2 separate regions of the Homo sapiens genome follow, and region 1 is linked to region 2. Evidence: read pairs that join two places in POLR2A ChIA-PET (ENCODE). Cell type or tissue: GM12878. All regions are shown on one strand. Each heading gives the region's core, and the rest is flanking DNA. Links, peaks and the distances in the headings are about the cores only.

Evidence for each region. ChIA-PET counts read pairs that join two places held together with the same protein. Peaks named below come from ENCODE experiments on the same cell type or tissue, not always from the same donor. Only the 100,000 strongest peaks of a DNase experiment are listed, where the experiment ranks them.
Region 1: POLR2A ChIA-PET joins it to region 2 with 5 read pairs; 3 of 35 experiments call an interaction of 5 or more read pairs at or near these places.

Annotation. Positions count from the first base shown.
Region 1 is chr13:46,132,617-46,137,017 of GRCh38, forward strand. LCP1 (lymphocyte cytosolic protein 1) reads right to left here. Exons shown (of 16, transcript NM_002298.5): 14 at 1,511-1,634. Among named protein-coding and RNA genes, the nearest start is that of CPB2, 30 kb to the left of the region's middle. In GM12878, for the core only: no CTCF peak of the experiment used is centred there; no DNase peak of the experiment used is centred there.
Region 2 is chr13:46,370,929-46,375,329 of GRCh38, forward strand. It overlaps RUBCNL (rubicon like autophagy enhancer), which reads right to left. Exons shown (of 15, transcript NM_025113.5): 3 at 1,013-1,669. The coding sequence starts at 1,547. It also overlaps the pseudogene RNU2-6P. Among named protein-coding and RNA genes, the nearest start is that of RUBCNL, 14 kb to the right of the region's middle. In GM12878, for the core only: no CTCF peak of the experiment used is centred there; no DNase peak of the experiment used is centred there; H3K4me3 peaks cover 1,633 bases; H3K27ac peaks cover 3,286 bases.

The DNA.
Region 1 (4,401 bases), core at 104-4,103, 240 kb before region 2:
GCCTTTCCAAATCTCTTTCTGGAAGAATCTGCTTGCCGCCTTTCCAAATCTCTTTCTGGAAGAATCTGCTTGCATCAGTGACCAGCATCCACTCCTAACTCTGCTCAGCTCTCCAGACTGAACAGTAGGCTGGAGATAGAGCAGAGGTGACGGTTATCTGTGATGAGCTCACAGCAGGTGGACACTCCTGCGACAGCCCTGCCCTGACAATATCTTCTGCTACTGCTTGTGGAAAGAGATTTTCATTTTTTCTTGATTTTGAAACACAGGATGGATATCATGACGAACCACCTCACCAACCCTGTTAATACAACTCGGAAGGTGTTCCTCCCCCTAATCCTGACCTTCAAGCTAGAAAAATGTAGTTAAGATGGCACAGGCATTATGATGATGTGGATCAAGTGCACACGTCCTTTGAGGAGGAATCCAGTTAATGCATGAAACATGAGTCAAGAAATTTAATAAAATGCTGCTATTAATAAAAATGAGATTTAGATAGAAGTACACAACTGCTTTTTTACAAAAAACATCACAAGGGAGATCTTTGAGCATTTTACATGTCACCATTATAATATTAATCTGAATCATGGAGGTGCCCACATTTTACGAATACTATCATAGTTTATATTACTTTGAAAGAACAATGCCTAAAATCTTGCTTTTAAAATCATGGATTTTAAGTGGGAACTAAGCACTGAGTACACATGGACATAAAGATGGGAATAAGCCAGGCATGGTGGCTCACGCCTATAATCCCAAAGCACTTTGGGAGGCTGAAGCAGGAGGATCTCTGGAGGCCAGGAATTTAAGACCAGCCTGGGCCACATAGTGAGACCTCATTTCCAAACAAACAAACAAAAATTGCTGGGCATGGTAGTGTGCACCTGTAGTCCCAGCTCCTCAGGAGGCTGAGGCAGGAGGATCACTTGAGCCCAGGAGGTTGAGGCTGCAGTGAGCCACAATCATGCCACTGTACCCCAGCCTGGGTGACAGAGTGAGACCTTGTCACAAAAAACAGATATGAAAAGTAAACATAAATAATAAAAAATATTAAAAAATAAATTAAAATTAAAAATATAAAAATTAAAATTAAAAATAGACAGTAGAAACTAGGTGAATGGGGAGGGAGGGAGGAGGACAAGGGCTAGAAAACTGCCTGTTGGGTACGATGCTCCATACCTCGCTGGTGGATTTATTTGTACCCCAAACCTCAGCATCACTCAATATACCCATGTAACAAATCTGCACATGTACCCCCTAAATCCAAAATAAAAGTTGAAATTTTTTTTACTGATGGGTTTTTATGATTAACTTATGGGAGAAAGTATTGAGAAATTCATTAATGAAATGGCTGATGAACATCAAAACAATAACGAGTCATTTAAGCAAAATTGAAATGGGAGGGGGAGCCTCTAATACCTACCACTGAAGGTCACTTGAACACATAATGAAAACAATACAGATAGGCATAGAGCTCAGATGGCCTCTAGCAGAAGACAAAGAATTTTACCTTGAAACTAGAGATGGATGAACTTTTCTTTGCTTCCCTCAATGTTTCATTCACCCAGTTGACAATAATGTCATCATTGACCTTCTGGCCACCACCAATTTCTTCGAGGATATTCAGTGTATACCTGAACAAAATAAAGAATGCTTTCTGGAGAACAGTTGCTAAAGAATTTAATATAAACAAAAAGTAGCTAAGGATGGAATTTTTTTTTCGGGTATGTCATAGAAGACAGTCTGGACACCATTACATTTGAGAGAAAAAAAGAACATATTACAACATTAGTTCCTTTTAGAATAACTTAAGACGTGACTTTATGGCTAGTATAATGAAATGTAAAGCAGATACCTCCTTTCTAAGCATGATCATTGCTCTGAGCAAAAAGAAAAAGCCAAAGGGAAAAAATGCAAGGAAAGGAAAATGAAGGAAAAGATTCCAACCTGTGGCAATTTAAAAAAGATAAAAAATCAAGCAATAACTCAATGTTGGAAAAGTCTGAGTAGCCTACATGATAAAGAAAAAGTATAAAATACTTTTTGCCTTATATAAGTAAAAATGTTAGAAATATGCTGACAAAGATAATCTTTAGTCTGAAGGTAAGAATTACCTTAGATACCTACTGTTATGAGAATTGGTTTGTTTGTTGTTTTGGAGGGGTTGGGGGACATTTATTAAGAAGAGGCTTTAACCTCTTAAAATTCTATAGACTAGGCCAGGCGCCAGTAATCCCGGCACTTTAGGAGGCCAAGGTGAGCAGTTCACTTGAGCTCAGGAGTTCCAGACCTGCCTGGGAAACATAACGAAACCCGGTCTCTACCAAAAACACACACAAAAAATTAGCTGGACATGGCAGCGCTTGTCTGTAGTCCCAGCTACTAGGGAGGCTGAGGTAGGAGGATTGCTTGAGCCTGGGAGGCAGAGGTTGCAGTGAGCTGAGATAGTGCCACTGCACTCCAGCCTGGGCAACAGAGTGAGACTCTGTCTCAAAAAAAAAAAAAAAGAAAAAAAAAAAACCCACACTGTCTCTGGAGCAGAGAAGAACCACCATTCCCTAAAGCTACTCACTTCTGAAAGGGAAATGCATGGGAGAAAGCCCAGCAGTCCAGGAACACATGGGTTTGTGGACTTCATGGTTCAGGTTGGCAGGAGGGGATCAAATTACACATGAAAGACCTTCAGGGCTAGAATTACAGTGTGTGCTTCTCAAACTGAAACTCAAGAATCCTGTGACTGAATCTCATCTGACCGGTTCTACCTAAATTCAGGTCACCCTCCACTTGTGTGCTCTAGGATTTTGCTTACATAATCCATCGGGTATCTTCCTCTAGTTCCTGCTCCTATGGACAGTACAGTTCTCCCGTGACTTTCCAGATGGTTTTCAAGTTTAGTCCCTGAAATAAGAGCAATGCCCTGCTTCTTCTAGGTGAAAACACCTTCCCATTATTGAAGAGAGGAAGGAAAATGGCTTGTGCAACTTTTCTTTATCAAAATTCACATTTAAACTGACAGTGATGTCCTATCAATTACACCTCGTAAGTCTCCCTCAAATCAATTAGCTCCTCTTCATTCTGTTTCTCCACCTCACAGAATTTCCTTTCTGAAGTACAGTTCTGGTCTGTCTTTTTTTTTTTTTTTTTTTTAAGAGATGGGGTCTCACTACATGGCCCATGGCCCAGGCTGGAGTGCAGTGGATATTCACAGGTATGGTCATGGCTCACTGCGCCCCCGAACTCCTGGGCTCAAGCAAGCCTCCCTAGTACGGGATGGACCACAGACACATGCCACAGCTCCCTGCTTGGTCACATTTAATGTGATTCGACATGGCCCAAAGAATACAGGTTAAGCTCCAGCACACAGCACACAAGGCCCTTTACAATTTGGCTCTAGTATTCTTTTCCAGCACATCTGTGATTTCCTTCTTCCCTCTCTGCTTCCTTGCCCATCGTGTGCTACACACACACACACACACACACACACACACACACACACAAAGACCTATACACATTTCAACCACACAGAACCATCAGCAGCTCCCCAGGCACACCTCCATCCTCCTTCTGCCTCCTGCTTCTGGGACTCATCTGTACTCACTACCTGGGCCCCCTTCCCTTCTAGTGAATTCCTAATCATTTGAACAATCCTCAGCTCAAGTATCACTTTTCCAGCTTGCACAGTGTATTCATCAGTATTGGTATACTTGCTTCAAACCTGTTCCCAGAACTTGTGATGGCATTGGTATCCACCGTGTGCCCTCGGACAGGGTCCATGTGCCCTGTTCATCAGAGGTTAGCAGACTGCCTAGCACTACTGGACATCTAGTAAATGAAGGCACAGAGAGGCGGGTGAAATAAATAGAGTGACTGTCTCCCAGGGAAAGCAAGGGGATAAGAAAGATGTTTAGTCTGGTCCAAGAGATGGGACCAAAATGCTGAGAAATCATGAGTATAAATGGGGTAAGTGCAGATAGATTTTCAAAATATTTCTAGTTTGGAAAAGATCCTACTTTTGATCTCTTCATAAAGGTTACATTTTATGGCATAACTGGCTTCTTATTTCCAGATAGCATGCATATTAAGTTATTAGCATTTACTGTAACATCTAAGAATTTCTGCCTAATGAACATCTGAATTAAAAAAAAGGTAGGTTAGTGCTTGCTTCATTAGGTCCTCTCTATATATAACCTGACGGAACAAACTAAGTTTAATCAGTCTTCTGGTAGCTTCTCTTGTCCTGAGACCTAGTTCTCACTTCCCTTCATCAGGAGTTGCAGCCCGGCGTTGTCCACATGCTCATGTAAACGGCAGCAGTGTTCTTGACCCACCTCCTAAGCCTGGGAACTAAATGGTGCAGAGGGGAAGCCCACCTTTATACTAAAGTTTGTCTGCAAGAGTGAG
Region 2 (4,401 bases), core at 189-4,188:
AAAAAGGCCTGTAATCAGTCTTGTCATTTTGCTCAAACTTGGTCCTTATCTCAAAATTAACCATTGAAAGATTGTCCAAAATTTGTTCTTCTTAAGCAATGAATAAATGTGTTAAAGACTGTCATCATCTTTGATTGCTCAAACATTTCCAAAAGAACACATAAACTCCATATTTTAGGTAAGGGGGAAGATGAGCTCCTGCTAGTGAGAAATAAATATACAGAGAAATAGACAGGCAGGCAGCAGGCAGACTGATGACTTTTTAAATTGCTTTGAAAGAAAAAGCTTCATTGATTATTTATACTAGGGTTTGAATAGAAATGTAAATTAATAATGACAAGTGTGACTATAACAAATATTTTAAAATGAAATAAACATGTCACAGATTATAACAATAATAGCTAATTTATTGACTCTTGAGTAGTACTTCGCACGGATTATCCAATTTTTAGGAATTTTAGGGTCTTAGGAATATGTACATTACTTCATAGCAGTGAGAGCCCTTGTTTTAATAAAAAGGGGTTTTGTATAGTCTTCAGGGGAAACTGTAGTTATTGTTTAAAAATCTTACCATTTTCCTGTCAGATTCTATACAGGTAAATATAACAAGTGAAGTGACTTCACCACCTACTAGGTACTGGTGTGAAATGCAGACCCCGTGGCTGTCTGGAAACACCTCCAACCTCCACACTGACTTGAGAGTGCTTCCGATGCTCTCCCCTGTAGACAATTTAATGAGCTCTAAGTTCCTGAAGGCAGACGCCAGCTTAAAGATGGCACATGGCACTGATTATCAACTACATTAAGCTAAAAAGATAACAATTCTCTGCAGTCTAAGGAGAAAGCCAATATTTGATTTCACCTGTTGTGACCGCCCAGATGGCTGGGCTGCTGACAATATTAGATGAGGCAATGCATTGTCCCATGGGGAAGACAACAAGGCAGGCTTTAGAGCAAGGCGAAGCAAGGGTGTGAACAGAGAGGAATGAGGGAGGTCACCTACTAAAATTACCTTCATCAGCAGCAGATGTCAGATGGGAAGGCTCAAAAAAAGCACTGTCAGTCTCAGGATATGGGGAGGTGGCCAAAATCCCAGGGCTTGTGGGCAGAGACACCCGATGAGAGTATCCTGGGCGGACCATGTGTACCTCTGTTGAGGACAGAGAGAAGCTGCTACTCTTTTCACTCGAGCCATGGGGAGAAGCGCTGCCAACGGAGTCTGTGGTATCCTCAGACAACGTTGTCTCTGCCAGGGAGTCCCCGAGGCACGAAGGTGAAGGGCCTGAGGGAGAGGCAGCATCTGTCACAAAATGGGTCCCACTGTTCCCTGCTGCTGGCACCTGAGATTGCAAGTCCTGCGGCTGTTGCTGCACATCCTGGGGGTTAATCCAGACAGCTTTGTGCCTCATGAGCCTGATGTCTAATTGGCAAGGAGGATGGTCAGTGTTCAGGAGTCTGGGCGAACCATCAATAATGCCAGAGTGATCGCTGATCCCTTCCCAGGGCTCCACAGGAGAATCCTGCCTGACTGTAGATTGTGACACCATCTTTCCAGGCTTGTGGCTGGTGTGAATCCATTCAAAACAGATAGGAGTTCCCTGATTGCTGGTACTACTTGATTTGGGCCCTGAACTCACCACATGGCCAGCTGGGGGTCTGGAGAGCTATTCTGCAATGAGCAAGGAATCATTCAAAATAAGTAAGAATTCAATTGTATTTTGGCTACAAATTATTTTGAGATGGCAAAACCCAAAAAATTTAGAAGTCTGTACTTGGCTCTATCCAACATAGTAAAGCCCGCTTGGATTTATAAGTGAAAAAATAAATAAATCAGCCATAAAACTAGCAGTAAACCTACAGAGGCTTGACATTGGGAGAGGAAACATTCTTCAAAGCATAAAATTAAGAAATCACAAAGGATCAACTGATAAATCCCATAAAAATGTAAAACATCCATGCATCAAAATTATTTTAATAAAATTAAATGTCAAATCCAAGACAGGAATACTATCTGGAAGTAAAGACACATTTCCACATTTTCTTTCTTTCTTTTTTTTTTTTTAAACACAGAGTCTCACTCTGTCACCCAGCCTGGAGTGCAGTGGGGCCATCTCGGCTCACTGCAACCTCCGCCTCCCAGGTTCAAGCTATTCTGGTGCCTCAGCCTCCCGAGCAGCTGGGATTACAGGCACGTGCCACCACGCCTGGCTGATTTCTGTATTTTTAGTAGGGACGGGGTTTCACCATGTTGGCCAGGCTGGTTTCAAACTCCTGACCTCAGGTGATCCACTCGCCTCAGCCTCTCAAAGTGCTGGGATTACATGCATGAGCCACTGCGCCCAGCCATTTCCATATGTTCTTATTTTCATTTAGTTTGTTCTTGTGTTTCAACAAAGTAGGCAAAGTGGTACATAAAACAGAGGGATGATCCATAGCACTGAAGACTTTGCTTCATGTAACTTATATTACCTTTCATACTTATAATATCAGTATCAATGTATTCTCAGTTCATAACATTTAAAGAACACAGTATGAATCTAGAACCCATCTTTAAAACCCACTCACTTCTAAGCTCAGATTTTAGCTTTAGTGAAGACGTAATGATTAAAATGTTGAGAGCTACACAAACAAGAAGCACTCTTGTCACTGTAATTACAGGCTCGGGAAATGTTTTGCTTTTCTGTTCTTCCACTGCCCTCTGCATTGTGAAGCTAAAAGCAACTTTCAACAGCAAAAAGCAAGAAGAGACAGGGGAAGGCCTAGAGATAGAAGGGTGGCCTATGCCACATTCACCCTGCACAGTGGTGAACAGGAGACTTTGGAGTCAATTACAGGGCTGTAAATACCATTGCTGTGCATGCAGGCAACTCCCACATGTATCTCTATTTCTGATTTCCCGGCTAGCAAATCTTATTGCCTATTTGACATCTGTCCAGTGGGCACTGCAACCTGATACATCCAAAACAGTCACTCACTTCTCCTGAAACCTGCTCCTTCCCTGCTTTTCCCTCTTCCAATTGCCCAAGCCTGAAACTTAGGAGTCATTTCTGATCCTATCTTTCCTTAGCTCTCCAACTTCATTCCATCAGCAAGTTTATAGCTATAGCTGCTGTCTTAGTCTGAGTTACCGTCTTCTCACACCTGGACGTGCAGCCATAGCTTCCCAATAGATTTCTCTGCTGTTACTCTTGCCCAGGCTGGAGTGCAGTGGCACAATCTCGGCTCACTCCAACCTCTGCCTCCCAGGTTCAAGCAGTTCTCTGCCTCAGCCTCCCAAGTAGCTGGGATTACAGGTGCATGCCACCACACCCAGCTAATTTTTGTATTTTTAACAGAGACGGGGTTTCACCATGTTGGCCAGGCTGATCTTGAACTCCTGACCTTGTGATCCACCTGCCTCAGACTCCCAAAGTGCTGGGATTACAGGTGGGATCCACCGTGCCCGGCCAGTAACACCGTGTTTTAACACCCAGAGGGGTGCGCCGTTCCTAGGGGTACAGCAATACCAAGTTGATGCATGGAGTGGACGGAGCAAGCTCCTAGTCCATGTCCCTGCTCCAAAAATCCATTTAATATATTGTCCTCGGATAGAGGACATATCAGATATTAACTGATAAGAACAGATACTACACTTGATCTTAGCCAAAAGGCCGAGAAGCGATTACTCTTGCCCATTTATAATCAAGAGGTATTCAAGAGATCTTTTATAAACCTAAATCAGATCATGTCATTGCCCTAATCGAAATCCCCCAAAGGCTTCCCATCAAATCTGGAATAAAATCCAGACTCCTTACCTTGCCCTCAAGGCCTGACATGATGCTGTCCCTGTAAACCTCTCTCACTTATCTTCATCCAGCATCCATAAGCCCCAACCACACTGCAAGTTATTGAACCCTATAGGCTCCTTCTAACCCTAGGAATGCTGTTTTATGTTTCCTCTTTCTGAAATGCTCCTCCCCCAGATGATGACACATCTGGCTCCTTCCTGTCATAAATGCCTTGATTTATAAATTACTTCCTCAAAGATATCTTTCCTAACCACCTTTCTGCTTAAGGTAGTTCCCCCATCATTACCTCTCACATCACCATAAACATTTAGTTTTCGTCACAGAGGTGCTCACTTCCTGCTATTTTTTAGTTCATTACCGCCATTCTCCCCCTACTCCCACCTAACTGTAAGCTTCATGAGAGGAGGGGCCTTGTCTGTTCCCTGCCGGGTAGCATGCCCCATACCTAGAGCTGCATATCAGGGTTCAATAAATGTTTATGAATGGAAAGAACAAATCCAACAAAATGGAGACAAAGTTAAGAGCTAGAGAAAAGACCGGGCGCAGTGGCTCATGCCTATAATCCCAGCACTTTGGGAGGCCAAGGCGGGTGGAGAACCTGAAGTCAGGAGTT